Linked DNA regions of Homo sapiens: region 2 is linked to region 1. A link is a loop called in an ENCODE intact Hi-C map of the cell type or tissue named here. Cell type or tissue: CD4-positive, alpha-beta T cell. All regions are shown on one strand.

What was found. Hi-C counts contacts between places; a loop is a spot of excess contacts. Peaks named below come from ENCODE experiments on the same cell type or tissue, not always from the same donor. Only the 100,000 strongest peaks of a DNase experiment are listed, where the experiment ranks them.
Region 2: a loop joins it to region 1, with 1.9 times the contacts of the local background. A loop is called at or near these places in 3 of 110 quality-filtered maps.

The regions. Positions count from the first base shown.
Region 1 is chr20:5,710,376-5,718,375 of GRCh38, reverse strand. No RefSeq gene overlaps it. Among named protein-coding and RNA genes, the nearest start is that of SHLD1, 36 kb to the left of the region's middle. RefSeq lists a silencer at 3,499-3,793. In CD4-positive, alpha-beta T cell, no CTCF peak of the experiment used is centred here; DNase peaks (open chromatin) are centred at 3,605 and 4,195; H3K27ac peaks cover 2,977 bases.
Region 2 is chr20:5,832,112-5,840,111 of GRCh38, reverse strand. All of the region lies in intron 2 of SHLD1 (shieldin complex subunit 1), which reads right to left. Among named protein-coding and RNA genes, the nearest start is that of CHGB, 75 kb to the left of the region's middle. In CD4-positive, alpha-beta T cell, no CTCF peak of the experiment used is centred here; DNase peaks (open chromatin) are centred at 3,301, 4,021 and 4,461; H3K27ac peaks cover 2,315 bases.

The DNA of each region.
Region 1 (8,000 bases):
TATACACACAACACAGATGAACCTCACTAGCATGGTGAGTGGAAAAAGATAGGCACAAAATGATACACTGGCGGGGCACGGTGGCTCACGCCCGCACTCCTAGCATTTTGGGAGGCCGAGGTGGTCAGATTGCCTGAGCTCAGAGGTTCGAGACCAGTCTGGGCAATATTGTGAAACCCCATTCCTACTAAAAATACAAAAAATTATCCAGACATAGTGGTGCATGCCTGTAGTCCCAGCTACTTAGGAGGCTGAGGCACAAGAACCCGGGAGGCAGAGTTTGTAGTGACCAGAGATCTTGCCACTGAACTCCAGCCTGGACAACAGAACAAGACTCTGTCTCAAAAAATAAAAATAAAAAAAAAGAATAAGAAAACTAAAATGTTAGGCCAGGTGCGGTGGTTCACGCCTGTAATCTCAGCACTTTGCGGGGCCAAGGTGGGTGGATCACGAGGTCAGGAGATCAAGACCACCCTGGCTAACATGGTGAAACCCCGTCTCTACTAAAAATACAAAAAATTAGCTGGGCGTGGTGGCGGGCACCTGTAATCCCAGCTACTCAGGAGGCTGAGCCAGGAGAATGGCGTGAACCTGGGAGGCGGAGCTTGCAGTGAGTCGAGATCGCGCCACTGCACTCCAGCCTGGGTGACAGAGCGAGACTCCGTCTCAAAAAAAAAAAAAAAAAAAAAAAAAGTCAGAACAGATATGGTTGTAATTCTCTAAATCTAACTTTTCAATCACAATTTGTTAGAATGTGTTTCAAAGTTTCAAATTCTGCCTCGTTTCTTCAAGAGTAGATGGATGTTCCACTCATCTATGAGGACCTTCTAGGTTTGGTGGGAGACGGGAGCCCTGCTTTTGCCCCGATGTGCCCGGTGGATATGGTCTTCTTTCCTCTAGACTGGGCTCTTGGTACTTGCCACTGGGTCTGTCTTCCTGTTTCCTGCCTCATTCCCTGTTCAGGGCAGACCAATTTCCAGAGTCTCTTCAATTCCAGTCTCTCCCACGCTGCTGTATGAGCTGGCGTTTGACAGGAACCAATATATAACAATTTCAACCACAGTACTAGGAATATGGGACAACCTGCAGGACTGAATACCTTCTTAGTCTGCTTAGGCTGCTATAACAACATATAATAATCTGGGTAGCTTATAAACTACAGATATTTATTTTTCAAAGCTCCAGAGGCTGTGAAGTCCAAGATCAAGGTGCTGGCAGATTCAGTGTCTGGTGAGGCCCTGATTCATAGATGGCACCTTATAGCTGTGTCCTCACATGGTGGAACAGATGTGCTAACTCTCTGAGATCTCTTTTATAAGAGATCCAGGCTAGGCGCGGTGGCTCACGCCTGTAATCTCAGCACTTTGGGAGACTGAGGCAGGCAGATTTGCTTGAGCTCAGGAGCTTGAGACCAGCCTGGGCAACATGGCAAAACCCTGTCTCGACAAAAAATACAAAAATTAGCTGGGTGTGGTGTGTGTACCTGTAGACCCAGCTACTCAAGAGGCTGAAGCAGGAGGATTGCTTGAGCCCAGGAGGCGGAAGTTGCAGTGAGCTGAGATCACGCCAGTGTGCTCCAGCCTGCTGGGTGGCAGTGTGAGACCCTGTCTGAAAATAAAAATAAAAATAAAAGATCTAATCCTATTCATGAGGGTTCTACTCTCATGATCTACTCACCTCCCAAATGCTCTACTTCCTAATAGCATCATATTGGTGATTCAATTTCAACACGGAAACTGGGAGAGCAGGGAGCAACACAAACATTCAGACCATAGCAGCTCTTGTAGGAATAACTTTAGATTCAAATGACTGGTGATTTGAAACATTTGTCCCATTCTCCCAAAAAAAAAAGACCCTTAGACAAGGACTTGGGTACAGGTCATTTATTTGGAAGGAGATCCCAGGAAGCCCAGTGAGAGGGAAGGGAGGAGACTCACAAAAGGGTAGATTAATAAATAAGTCCCCACTTAGGACAGCCCTAGCTCAATGGGGCCCCTCTGAGAGAATGGGTAGAAGAAGCCTCAGAAACATCACACCAAAAGACTGGAAAGCTGTGGTATTTACATGCAGTTATAAACTGAATGTCTATGTATCCCCCAACTAAATGTATATATTAGGAACCTAAACCCCAGTGAGGATGTATTAATATTTAGAGATTAGACCTTTTGTAATTACAGTTGGCCCTTGAACAACACTGGTTTGAATTACTTGGGTCCCGTTATATGTGGAATGTTTCCAATAAAAATTAACACCATGTGTGCCTCTCCTGCTTCCCCTTCTACCTCCTTCACCTCCGCAACCCCTGAGACAGCAAGACCAATCCCTCCTCTTCCTCCTCCACCTCCTCAGCCTACTCAACACTCAGACAAGAATGAAGACCTTTATGATGATCTGCTTCCACTTAATGAATAGTAAATATACTTTCTCTTCTTTATGGTTTTCTTTATCTAGCTTACTTTATTGTAAGAATACAGTATATAATACATATAACACACACCAACTGTTTATGTTATCTGTAAGGCCATCTATAAGGCTTCTGGTCAACAAACAATGGTCTATTAGTAGTTAGTTTTATTTTTCCATGTCCTAATTCCTTGAGGTAGTTAAGTTTTTGAGGAATCAAAAGTTATATGTGAGTTTTCAACTGTGTGAGGGGTTGATGTCCCTAGCCCCTGTGTTGTTCAAGGGTCAAGCATAAGGTTATCTGAGATCATAAGGGTGGGGCCCTGATCTGATAGGATTAGTGCCCTTATGAGAAAAGACACTGGACAGCTTGCTCTCTCTTCCCATGTGCATGCACTAAGGCCTTCTCACTAAGACCTCCTCACATGGCCTTTCCTGCAAGCCAGGAAGAAAGCCTTCATCAGAAACCAGATCAGCCAGAATCTTGATCTTGGACTTCTAGAATCAAGAACTGTGAGCAAATAAAATTGTGTTGTTTAAGCCACATAGTGTTTAGTATTTTGTTATGGCAGCCTGAGTAGACTAAGACATGCGTCATCTTTCATTATCACTGGTTGAAGATTTCCCTTGAGGGTGCTGCAGGTGGCTTGAGGTGGGGAGCCTTGTCAGCACATACAGAACCTTCCTCCCTGGCTGCAGGTGAACTGGGAGTGGAGCCAATGGCACATGGAAAGGCCACACTGAGTGTGCTGTCCCATTGTTTCTAATCTTCGACTTACAGATGCTGCCACATTGACTATTCTATCCATGTGCTTGTTTTGCACACGTTGCGCTATAAATTAGGGATAAAGTTGCTCCATCAAACGGTATGGATGCCCAAATTGTTCTCCTAAAGAGATTATGTCCATTTACATTCCACCAACAATATCTGTTTTTCCACGCCCTTTCTGATACAGTTTATCAGTCATTTTGATCTTGCCAGCCTCTTAGGTAGAACAGTGTGTCATTGTGGTTTTCACAGGTAAATGTCTTCTAACTCAGTGTAACAGAGTGTGAGGCAAAGGAGGGGGAAGAAAGCTTCCCTGCTTCTTTGGCAACCTCAGCTCATACATGAATTCTTCACTGAGGACACGGATACACCAGCAACCTCAAAGGTTATAGTGTCTTTGTCCTGGTTAGGGCAGGAAGCAACTCCCCTTCAGTATATTGTCTGACTTCCCTGGTAACCATGGTAACAATGTCAGTGTCAACAAAGTCAGCAGAAGTAGCTTCACAAGCATCAAAGAACTTAGAACAGACTAAAGCCCAGGAAACTACAGTGGGAGTGGGGGCAGGGGTGGTGTAAGGGTACATACTGCATGGTAGTAGCTATGTTTGTGAGCTCACCTAAGTTACTCCTGTTCATTTCCAGAAGAGGTAGATTCAGAGACAGAGAAAAGCCACATGTGCTGTTATAGAGTTCCTGTAATTTTATCTCCGAATTCGTTCTACAGCTATTTTACTAAGCTTCATCATAGACATATATTGCTGTACAAGGGAGAAGGACTCTAATATTCAAGCAGTTGAAAAACATTATTTGCTGTCAACTCCACTATTCCTATAGATGAACTAGAAATGGGATGACTGTGTAGAGCACTCAAGGTCAAAAGGAAGGTTGCAGGGAATTTATGGGAAAATCTGGGAAACACAGATCTAAGGACATGTAGGCAAAGGGCTGTAAATGGATAGGACTGTATAGTGAGAGTTCTGGCCAGGCACAGTGGCTCACACCTGTAATCTCAGTACCTTGGGAGGCTGAGGTGGGAGGATCTCTTGCGGCCAAAGAACTCGAGACCAGCCTGGGCAATATAGTAAGACCCATCTATACAAAAAATAAAAAAGTTAGCTGGGCATGTGGTATGTGCCTGTAGTTCCAGCTACTCAGGAGCTGAGGTGGGAAGATGACTTGAGGCTGGGAAGTTGAGGCTGCAGGGAGCCATAATCACATCACTGCACTCCAACCTCGGGGCAGAGCAAGACCCTGCCTCAAAAAAAAAAAAAAAAAAAAAAAAAAAAAAAAAAAAAGAAAAAGAAAAAGAAAAAAAGAAAGAAAAAGAAATTTCCCGGGTAAAAGTTTAAATGCCTATTCTTTCATTTTTAAAAAACATTTTACTTTTTCTTTTGAGTCTCACTCTGTCACCCAGACTGGAGTGCAGTGGCCTGATCGTGTCTCACTGCAACCTCTGCCTCCTAGGTTCAAATGATTCTTGTGCCTCAGCCTCCCAAGTGGCTGGTATTACAGGTGTGTGCCACCACTCCCGGCTAATTTTGTTGTTGTTGTTGTCATTTCTTGTAGAGATGAGGTTTTGCTATATTGTCCAGGCTGGTGTCAAATTACTGGACTCAAGTGATCCATTCACCTTGGCCTCCCAAAGTGCTGGGATTACAGGCATGAGCCACTGCACCCAGCTGATTGTGTGGTTTAAAAACATAAATTATTTTATCAGACAATAATTCTGAGGGAGACTCCATTCTAGAGGCTGGAAAGTCCAAGATCAAGGTTCTGCTAGGGTTTCTAATGAGGCTGCAAATAGCCACCTTCTCTCTGCATGGCAGAGAGAGAGAAAGTGAGCTTTCTGGTGTCTCTGCTTTAAGTGCATGAATCCTATCAGAACAGGTACCCACCCTTATAACTGAAGTTAATCTTAATTACCTCCTTATATAGGACCTGTCTCCAAACACAGTCATATTGTGGGTTAGGGCTTCAACATATGAATATAGGGGTGCACAATTCAGTCCATAGCAGATGGAATAAACATATTTGATACAACTGAAAGGATAATTCATAAAGTAGAAGATAGGTCAGAAGAAACTATCCAGGATATAGCGCGGAAAGACAAAAAGACATAAAGCACACAAGACTTGAGAGGAGATCTAGAGGATAATGGAAGAAGGTCTAGTATATATTTAACCCGAGTCTTAGAAGAAGAAAAGACAAAGAATGAGGCAGAAGCAACATTTGAAAAAATATATACCTAAGAATTCTTGGAACTAATGAAGGACATCAACCCACAGATTCATGAAGCCTAACAAATCCCAAAGAGTATAAATTTTTTTAAATTAACGCCTAGATATGTTATGAAGACACTTCAGAAACCAAAGAGAACAATTTTAAAGTATTCACAGGAAAAAGAGATTCCTTTCAAAAGACTTATTTACAGGAGCTAGAAGAGAATGGAATTATATCTTCAGTTGGCTGAAAGAAAATAACTGCCAATGTAGAATCCTACTGACGACAAAAGTATCCTTCCAGAACAAAGGCAATTACAAGTACAAGTTGGGGGTAAAAGGCAACATAAAAACATTTTAGACAAACTGAACAAGAAGACTTCAACCACCAGCAAACATGCATTAAAGGAAAATCTAACAGGCATTATTTCGGGAGAATGAAAATGATCCAAAATGAAAATCAGAGGTGCAAGAAGGAATAAAGAGCAAATAATTGCTATATATGTGAGTAATTTTAAATAAGCATTCAGTATACAAAACAAAAATAGGCGGGGTGCAGTGGCTCATGCCTGTAATCCCAGAACTTTCGGATGCCAAGGCAGAAGGATCACTTGAGGTCAGGAGTTCAAGACCAGATTGGCCAACATGGTGAAACTCCGTCTTTACTAAAAATACAAAAATTAGCTGGGCATGGTGGCACGTACCTATAATTCCAGCTATCTGGGAGTCTGAGGCACAAGAATTGCTGGAACCCGGGAGGCAGAGGTTGCAATGAGCCCAGAACGCACTGTTGCACTCCAGCCTGGGCAAGAGAGTGAAACTCCATCTCAAACAAACAAAAACAAAATAATAATGTCACATGGAATCTTAACAGAATTAAAATATAAAGGGAGACAATTGTTTCAATGTCATGATGAAGATTAGAGGTTAGAGGATTTCAGATTTACAACAACAAAGTTATTTTATGCATGCATGTATGTATGTATATATGTATGTATGTATTTTTTGAGATGGAGTCTCACTCTGTCGCCCAGGCTGGAGTGTAGTGGCGTGATCTTAGCTTACTGCAACCTCTGCCTCTCAGGTTCAAGTGATTCTCCTGCCTCAGCCTACCAAGTAGCTGGGATTACAGGTGCGTGCCACCATGCCCAGCTAATTTTTGTATTTTTAGTAGAGACAGGGTTTCACCATGTTGGCCAGGATGGTCTCGATCTCCTGACCTCGTGATCCACCCACCTCGGACTCCCAAAGTGCTGGGATTACAGGTGTGAGCCACTGTGCGCGGCCATGTAATTTTTTATTTTTTTTTTGAGATGGAGTCTTGCTCTGTCGCCCAGGCTGGAGTGCCATGGCACGATCTCGGCTCACTGCAAGCTCCGCCTCCTGGGTTCATGCCATGCAATTTTTTAGAGATGAGGTCTTAGTAGGTATGTTGCCCAGCCTGGTCTTGAACTCCTGGGCTCAAACCATCCTCCTGCCTTGGCCTCCCAAATTGCTGGGATTACAGGTGTAAGCCACCACGCCCGGCATTCTTCTTCTTTTCTAAGAGTAGAAGTGTTTTTGTAGCTGTAAGGGTAGAATACCTAAAAATCAAGGAGAAAATTCAATGTTTGATTACATTAAGCATATTTCTAGAAGTATGGGACATGTCTTTAACTTGTTTCAACTTTTAATATCCATTATGAGTAAATTAGGGGATAAAAGACACGTAAGACTAATAAAAATAAATTCAGATCAGAATGAGAGAAGACCTGGAAGACAGTGTGAGAAGGTCTAGTATATATTTAACACAAGTCTTGGAAGAAGAAAAGATAAAGAGTGAGACCCTGTTCACAACCATCAATAATAAACAAAAGAATAAAACACCAATTAAGCAGCCCACCCCAACAGACAAAGTAATTTGACTGTGGATACCCTTGGTGAGCTCACACTCCCTTCTTTTGTCTAGGTACCAATTCTTCACTAAGTTTACATTGCAATTCATCTCCCCTATCTAATTAATGAGATTATATTCAATTTCTGTTCAGAAATTGTCTTATGTAAGAGTCAGTGTTTGGTGACACAAAAAAGTAGTAAAGAATCAAGGAACATCCAGGGTCTTTGGAAACTGCTGGCACATCAGATATCAGTGGCATTTCTGAGCCTGCTACCTGCTTATTCCTGGAAGTCTCTGCAGGGTTGCCGACCAGAGGTATCATTTTCTCTCTGACCTCCTGTCTCTCCTGAAGCTTTTGTTCCATGTTGATCACATTACTGGGGTGTTCTATTTTAAGGCTAACCTTAAATGACTTGAATTCTTTTGCAAAAGCAGAGTTGAACAATTGGTTTCCTTCCAGCAGGCCTTCTGATTTATCTGTTCCATCAATGGAGTGGACTGTCAAAAGGATGACCACAGCGTATGGTGGGAAAGTGGACAAGACCCCTCCGTTTTCAGGACAGGCAGCTATGTCCCAGCTTGTGCACAGCAAATCCTTGTGCCCCCAAAATCTGCACCTAGAGTAGTTTAACTTTTTATTATTTTTATTATTATTATTATTATTATTATTATTATTATTATTATTATTAGAGATGGGGGGTCTCACTATACTGCCCAGGCAGGTCTCGAACTC
Region 2 (8,000 bases), 120 kb before region 1:
GGGGATGAAGTCTCTAGTCATACATACTTTTGCTCATAAATAGCAACTTCTAATTTACTGTACTCAATTATCCTGCTATTACCTCTAGGAATTAAAAGTCTCACAGTTTCTCATCTTCAAAATGCAAACAGATGTCATTAATTTACTTGAGCATTTTATTCTGGTCTAGAAAGTGTTCTCAAGTATTGTGGGGGCGCAGGGACAACCTGAAAAAGGTTCTTCCACCAAACAGTGACTGGAGACATCCATTCCCAGGCTTCGATAACCACCTCCAACTGCCAGCTCCTCACATTAGTTCCATGGCACAAATGAAAAGAATACTTAAAAGCATCCTGAAGTTATTTTAGGAGTTTCTAATGGAACATCTTACTAATCCTACATCAACAAAGTTTGGGAAGCTATGTTGGATGCAACAGAATGACAGTTATTTAGCCTCTGCTTTGGAAAGCTGACCATTCTATAAGCTTTTATGGTCTAGGGAGCTTGAGACTAAAGCTTGCAGTGTATTTTCTGTTATCTGAACATGTACTTCCACACATCTGTGGTATACTTTGGTCTGCTTTTCTGTCTATCTGTCTATCTATCATCTATCTATCTATCTATCTATCTATCTATCTATCTATCTTTCTATCTAATTTATCCATTCATCCATCTCTTCATTTACCCATTCATCTCTCTATGACCCAGATATAAGAATAAAAACATTAAACTGTATCCAAAATAAATATATCAATATGTATAGGCTAAAGCTGGAGAGAAGTGAGAAGGGTCAGTTTCAAATCACAGGATAGAAATGTTGAATATTCCCCACAAAGGAGAATGTGTCAGCTATTTTTTAAAAGATTATAATTTTGAGCAGAAATCCTTCTAGGGGCAAAGAAAAGAGAAAATATTTCATTTGACATGACAAGTTGTAAAATGCAAATCTGCCAGTTTTGGAAGGGTAAATATTTGCTGAAGATTAAGTACATGACAAAGGTACGTCATTAAATCTAAAGAAATTAAAGAGCTCAATTTAATATCACATGCATCTACTCCATTTCTAATAAGCATACAACCTCAACTAGCATGAGCCACAGTCCAATCTATCTCCATGGTGTAGGAGGAAATGATAGATATCTTCAGCATGACTTCCAGCAAGGTGAGTCTGAGTTAATTACTCCAGGAGCAAGTTAAAATGGGTTTAGTTAAACACATGAGCCTGACAAGGACATCAGCCACATGCTGGACAAAATTTAATATTAATCAAATGCACATCAAACTATCAGTGACATGTACACAGAAGCAGGGCTGCTTAAAATTTATCTTTTATTTTTAATTCTTTATTTATTTTTGAGACAGAGTCTCGCTCCGTCACCCAGGCTGGAGTGCAGTGGCGCCGTCTCAGCTCACTGCAACCTCTGCCTCGCTGCAACGTCCACCTCACAGACTCAAACAATTCTCCTGCCTCAGCCTCCCGAGTAGCTGGGATTACAGGCACCTGCCACCATGCCTGGCTAATTTTTGTAGTTTTAGTAGAGATGGGGTTTTGCCATGTTGGTCAGGCTGGTCTTGAACTCCTGACCTCAGGTGATCTGCCTGCCTTGGCCTCCCAAAGTGTTGGGATTACAGGCATGAGCCACTGCACCCTGCCAAAATTTATCTTTTAATTCATAACTAATTTTTATTTTTATCTACATAATATATACTCATAGCTTTTAAAAGTCAGATGAGACTAAAAGTCTTACAATGAAAAAGAAGTTTTCTATTCCTTCCATTCTCCTTTCCATTTCCCATAATCTACCACTCCAACTTACTATTCCTTTTGGCTTTTAAAATCTTTATATGTCTAATTAATATGCTCATATATGATAATGTATCAGTTTTAGACATTATGTGTTGACATCCTATTACAGCAGGTAAGCATATAAGTCTCAGGCACACACATGCACACAAACTCATATATGCACAGATACACAGGTGCTTCCCTTGCCCCATTCTCTAAATATGCTCATATCCAATTTTTATTAGAGCAATATTCAGTGTTTATACTATCATAACTATACAAAGATTGATCGCTACTAAATGTACTACGTTTCATTTACTGTACAATGTTATTGCTTCTGTGGTAAATAGGTATTTTTTTTCCGTCTTTGCCTGCTTTGTTTTGTAACTACAGCTGATCCTTGAACAAGGTAGGTTTGAACTGTGCAGGTCCACTTATATGAGAATTCTTTTCAATAAACATATTGGAAAATGTTTTGGAGATTTGCAACAATTTGAAAAAACTTGCAGACAAATTGCGTAGCCTAAAAATATCAAAAAAATAAGAAAAATTAGGTATGTCATGAATGTGTAAAACATATGTAGATACTAATCTATTTATGTTGTTAATCCACTGTTCATATGATCTGTAAGGCTTCTGGTCAACAGCAGGCTGTTAGTAGTTAAAGTTTTGGGGAGTCAGTGCAGCCATAAAAAGGAACGAGATCATGTCCTTTGCAGGGACATGGATAGAACTGGAAGCCATTATCCTCAGCAAACTAATGCAGGAACAGAAAACCAAACACCGCATGTTCTCACTTATAAGTGGGAGCTGAATGATGAGAACACATGGGCACATGGAGGGGAACAACACACAGCGGGGCCTGTTGGAGGTGGGGGGTGTGTGGGGGGAGGGAGAGCATCAGGAAGAACAGCTAATGGACGCTGGGCTTAACACCTAGGTGATGGGATGATGTGTGCAGCAAACCACCATGGCACACATTTACCTATGTAACAAACTTGCACATCCTGCACAGGTAACCCTGAGCTTACAATAAAAGCGGAAGAAAAAAAAGGTTTTGGAGAGTCAAAAATTATTGCAGGTGGTGGGCGGAGGGGAGGCCAATACTCCTAACCCCTCTGTTGTTCAAGAGTCAACTGTATCCTAATTTTACCCATACCCTCCAATAGCCTCTCAATACAAATTTCCACATGTAGCCTGTTGCGATAGCTCCTCAGGACCCCAGCCCTCCCGGAGAATCTTCTGTCCTATTGCTCCAGTTGGCCTGGCTGCCCTCCAGGCTTGCTCCATAGCTGCTGACCTGGGCCCCACTCAGTTCCACTCCTATATTTCTTGTATGATTTCTAGGATGCCTTCCTCTGCCCCATTGCCCCATTTTCCATTTTTTTGTTTGTTTTGTTTTGTTGCAGATTTCTCCTGCTCCATCCTTGTCTCTGTTTCTTTTAAGTTCTTTATTTATCAGTCTTGGTCTCTATATTTTGTAATAGGGGATTTCCTCAAATAGCTGGTGATTTTTGGCTGTGAGTTCAAATCTAAGGGTGAGGCATTAAAATGCTCATTGGAAGCTCTTGCTATGGGTAGGGCTTATGGTCTGGGGAGTTTCATATAGGATGACTGAACTGTTTTTCCAGAGAGGGATCCTCCCACGTCCTGACTGGCCAGTGACAAGTAAGGATGGTGTTTTAGACAGGAAGGTCCAGGAGGAGAAGGTGGCATTGAATCAGAGACATAAATGCAAGGAGGGAGCGGGCAATGCGAATATCCGGGGTAGGCAGATTCCAGGCAGAGGAAATGGCAAAGGCCATGAGATGGGAACAGCTTTGCAAGGATGAGAGGCCACTGTGGCTAGAGCCATGGGAGCAAGGGGGAGTGCAGGAAGGAGGACATGCACTTCTGGTATATGGAAACAACTTTCACACAGACCTGGTCAGGGACATTAAAAAGCCAAATATTAAAATATTCCATGATATTGTGTAAAAATGAATTGGAATCATTTTTTACAGTATTTGACATCAGACATGGAAAATCACTACTGATTTGCCTTTGTTTGGTTAATCAGGCAGGCTAACAGTTTTGTGCAATTATCTACTCTGTTCAACACTGAAGATTCTGAAAAATAAAAAATTGGTATCTCGTAAACATTTACACTAGAGACTCTCTGAATAAGATATAAATCTGTACACATGTCTCAGCTCAACCAAAGGAAGCAGCTCATGTTGTTGAAAAAAATCAAAAGCTTAAAAAAAAAAAACAACCAGTTGTCAAGGCAACGAGAAAAAAAAATAGACAGAAAATAGTTTCTATCTCAACCACTGTTACATAGTGAAGCTGAATAACTCCTGGTCCTGCTTTGGAAGTTTTATTTAACCTCCGATCGGTCATGTTAGTAGATTGAGGCATGAATGGAGAATCCAGGGGCAAGTTGCTAGCATAAAGCCCCTTAGGAAAAATGTGAGCTCTATGGTTTACAGGTGAAGGCAGGAGAATGATTTTCTTTCTCTAACAATTTTTCTGCAACTTTTCCTGTATAACACAATTTTGCAGAGAATTTCCATTTATCAGCTAGATACCAAATGGTTATTGAGAGACCAGAAGGTCAAATAACTTGTTGGAGGATTTCCAGATCCTTCTCTTTGAATTTCTGTAATTTCAGAGAGTGACTCAGAGTTGACTTTAAAGGCCATCTGTGCTCCTCCACCAGCCCCCACTGCTGAAAGCCCTGGCACTCACATGCTGCCAAACACATTCTCAACTCTCTGCTTCCCAGTTTTCTTCACCTGGTGCTCCCTGGGGACGCTGTGCCCATCCCCTCCCCTAGGAAGCCTTCCCCAGTTCCCCAGGTAGAGCTGGCCAGCCCCCACCACAGCTTCTGCAGTGCTCAGTAGATGGTACTTGGCAGGTCTTACCTCCCATTGAATATCTGTGTTTGTTTTCTTATGGCACGGGGACTTCCCAGAGGCAGGGACCCTGTTCTAGCTATGGTCTCCTGGCACAGTGTGATGGTAGATATTTTTTAGTGAATGAGAATGAATGAATTAGTGTATAGCCCTAGCTTTGAATGTGAAAGAACAATCCCAAATCACCATCAACACAACTAGCGGGAAGAATCTGGAAAGCTAGATAGTACAAAGGGGAGGCAAATGTGTCTGTTCCCAGCTCAACCCCTAGCCAGCAGTGTAGAGGTAGACTTCTCTTATTTCCCAAACTGTGTCTGCAGAATACCACCTATGTTCTCAGGGATGGTTGTGGGGCTTCCATGAAAAAAAAGGACTCCATTTTCTAATAAGTTTGAGAAGGGTAGCCTGCTATCATCTGAATGTGTTCCCCTATTCATATGTTGAAATCCTAACCTCCAAGGTGATAGTATTAAGACATAGGGCCATTGGGAGATGATTAGGTCATGAAGGAGGAGTCCTCATGAATGGAACTCATAAAGGAGACCCCAGAAAGCCCCCCTGCCCCTTCCACCATGTAAAGGCACAACTAGAAGGTGCCCTCTGTGAACCAGGAAGTGGTCTTCACCAGATGCTGAATCTGTTAGCACCTTGATCTTGGACTTCCCAGCCTCTAGAACTGTAAGAAATAATATTCTATTGCTTATAAGCCACATAATCTACAGTATTTTGTTATAGAAGCCCAAATAGACTAAGACACAGGGTGAAAAACATCAAACAGATCTTTACCAAAGACCTTTGCACAACAGTATCTAGCCCACAGAACTGTAAGAGGATGGGATGAGGCAATCCAGGCAAAGTGCTACTAAGCTTGATTAATACTAACTACTGTTTTCATTACCATTACTCTTCTCAAACATCTGTACTTCTGTAGATTGTTTTTTCACATTGAGGACAAGTACTTTTAATTAAAAAAACAAAAAAAGAATGCTACTTGACTCAGCTCATTGGTCAAATTAGAATGTAACCCAGCTGGATGAGTTTGTAGCATTTTTTGCCTATATTATTATATAAATAATCTCTTTCCTAAGTTCTTCTGCATAAAAGTCACACATGCTAATTTCTCTATTCAAAAAAATTAACTTGGAAAAGTTATATTTGAAGAGAAGGACTCACAGGATAGGAGAACCCACTCCTGAAGGCAGGAAGACTCTTCCATAAACCTTTCTCCTGGAGGCAGGGAGCTCTTTTCCCTGCTAAGTCCTGACACCCTCCCGGCCTCCAGGAGAAGGCTCAGACAGGAATGGTAGCTCCCGATCTGCTTTCCCCAAAATTGAGCACTGTTCACTGAAAATCAGCAGAACATAAATATCACATCTACAAAGTAGGCAGATATCTGGATCCTAAGGGTCACAAAGCTGAAGGGAATCAAATGTAAATACCACTTGAAGTTTCACCTCCTCAATGCCAATGACAGAAGTATTATCTGAGATGAATGGGGTTCCAGAAGAGAGGGCTATAGGACCACTTTAGGTAACTGAATGTAGGCTAAGCGTTAGAGCAAATGGAAATGACAAAGATGTGAATCTAAATTATGTTTCTTTTCTCTTTTCTGGACAACTATTCCGCCCCTCACCTGCCCCCTCTCTCTTTCTCTCTCTTTTTCTCCCTATCTCTGTCTAGACATGAATCCAAATTATGTTTCTTTTCTCTTTTCCAGAAAACTATTTTCTCTCTCTCTGTGTTTCTCCCTGTCTCTGTCTCTCTCTCTCTGTCTCTCCCTGTCTCTGTCTCTCTCTCTCTCTGTTTCTCCCTGTCTCTGTCTCTCTCTCTCTCTTCCTACAGGCAGCAGGACACTCAGTTAGATGGACTCTGTTCAGGACAGACAGTAATTTATAGCAACATAATCAAGCAGAGGCCTAGAGAGATAATGCAAATGTCACATTGCCCTCAACCAGGGCAGAGCGGAACAAACAAAACAATGTACCCATTAAGGTCTTTTAAAGGTCAGGAGAAACAGTCTGTCAGGGTTGCAGGAGTGATTTTTCTTCTTACCAATGGACAACCTCATTTAAATGAGTATTATTTCAACATTTCGGAAGTCCGAAATAATCTGTACACCAAACCCGAGTTGTGAGTTTACCTATATAATAAACCTGCACGTGTACCCCTCAACCTAAAATAAAAGTTAAGATATTAAAAAACAAATAAATATTTCAGGAGTCTAAAGCAAAACTGGGGACAAGCTCAGAGGAGTCTCGTGGAAAAAAAGTCAAAAAGGAGAGAAGCCGAGGAGTCTATTTTAGGACTGTTTTAGGAGTCTATTTTTAGGAGGAAAGAGCAAGAGTACTAGCACTGTATGGTGTATGCACCAGGAGCACAGCAGCCCAGGAGCTCCAGGTCAGGAGAAGGAGGACACGTCAGCCATGCAACACTGGCCAGTCACCGCATGGTTCCAGAAATGTAAGCAACAGCACAGCCTTGCACAACTGCTCAGATACCCTCTACCTGGAAAAGCAAATCTTCTGTTATAATTCTCAGGAGAGGACCAGGATTAATGGGATTTTAAGGTCTAAAATATGTTGGATACCTGCTTTTTTCCCCATTTATTTATTTATTTATTTATTTATTTATTTATTTATTTATTTATTTATTATTTTGATTTCCAGCTTTTAAGTTCAGGGGTACACATGCAGGCTGAGCAGGTTTGTATGATCCCTGCTTTCAGGATGAGACTGAGGATGATTATATTAGTAGACTGCATGGTTTTACCCCGGAAGAATACTTTTTTTTCGTGATTTGGAGCATAATGTATATACTAGCCAAACTAATCTTAAAAATTTAAGCCGTAGCTGGGTGTGATGACACATGCCTATAGTCCCAGCTATTCAGGAGACTGAGGCAGGTGGATCACTTGAGCCCAGGAGTTTGAGACCAACCCAGGCAACATAGCAAGATCCTGTCTCTAAAAAAGAAAATTAAATAAATAAAATTTAAGTGGTGAATAAGAGGAGCTGAGTTACAAATTATGGCTTACTATTTTCCAGCAAGACGTGAAAGCCCCGATCTTAATCCAAGTTACACCTTTGTATTTGGAGTAAAGAAAATCAAAGTGGCAACACGTGCAGTTCCACTCTGCCCGAGGAGCTTTTAACAATGTGGAGAAGTCTGTCTCCTGGATTCACTTCCATTATTCTCTAGAAATGAAGAGAGGCCCAGCGCAGAGGCTCATGCTTGTAATCCCAGCACTTTGGGAAGCCAAGGTGGGCAGATCACTTGAGGCCAGGAGTTTGAGACCAGCCTGGCCAACATGGTGAAACCCCATCGCTATTGAAAATACA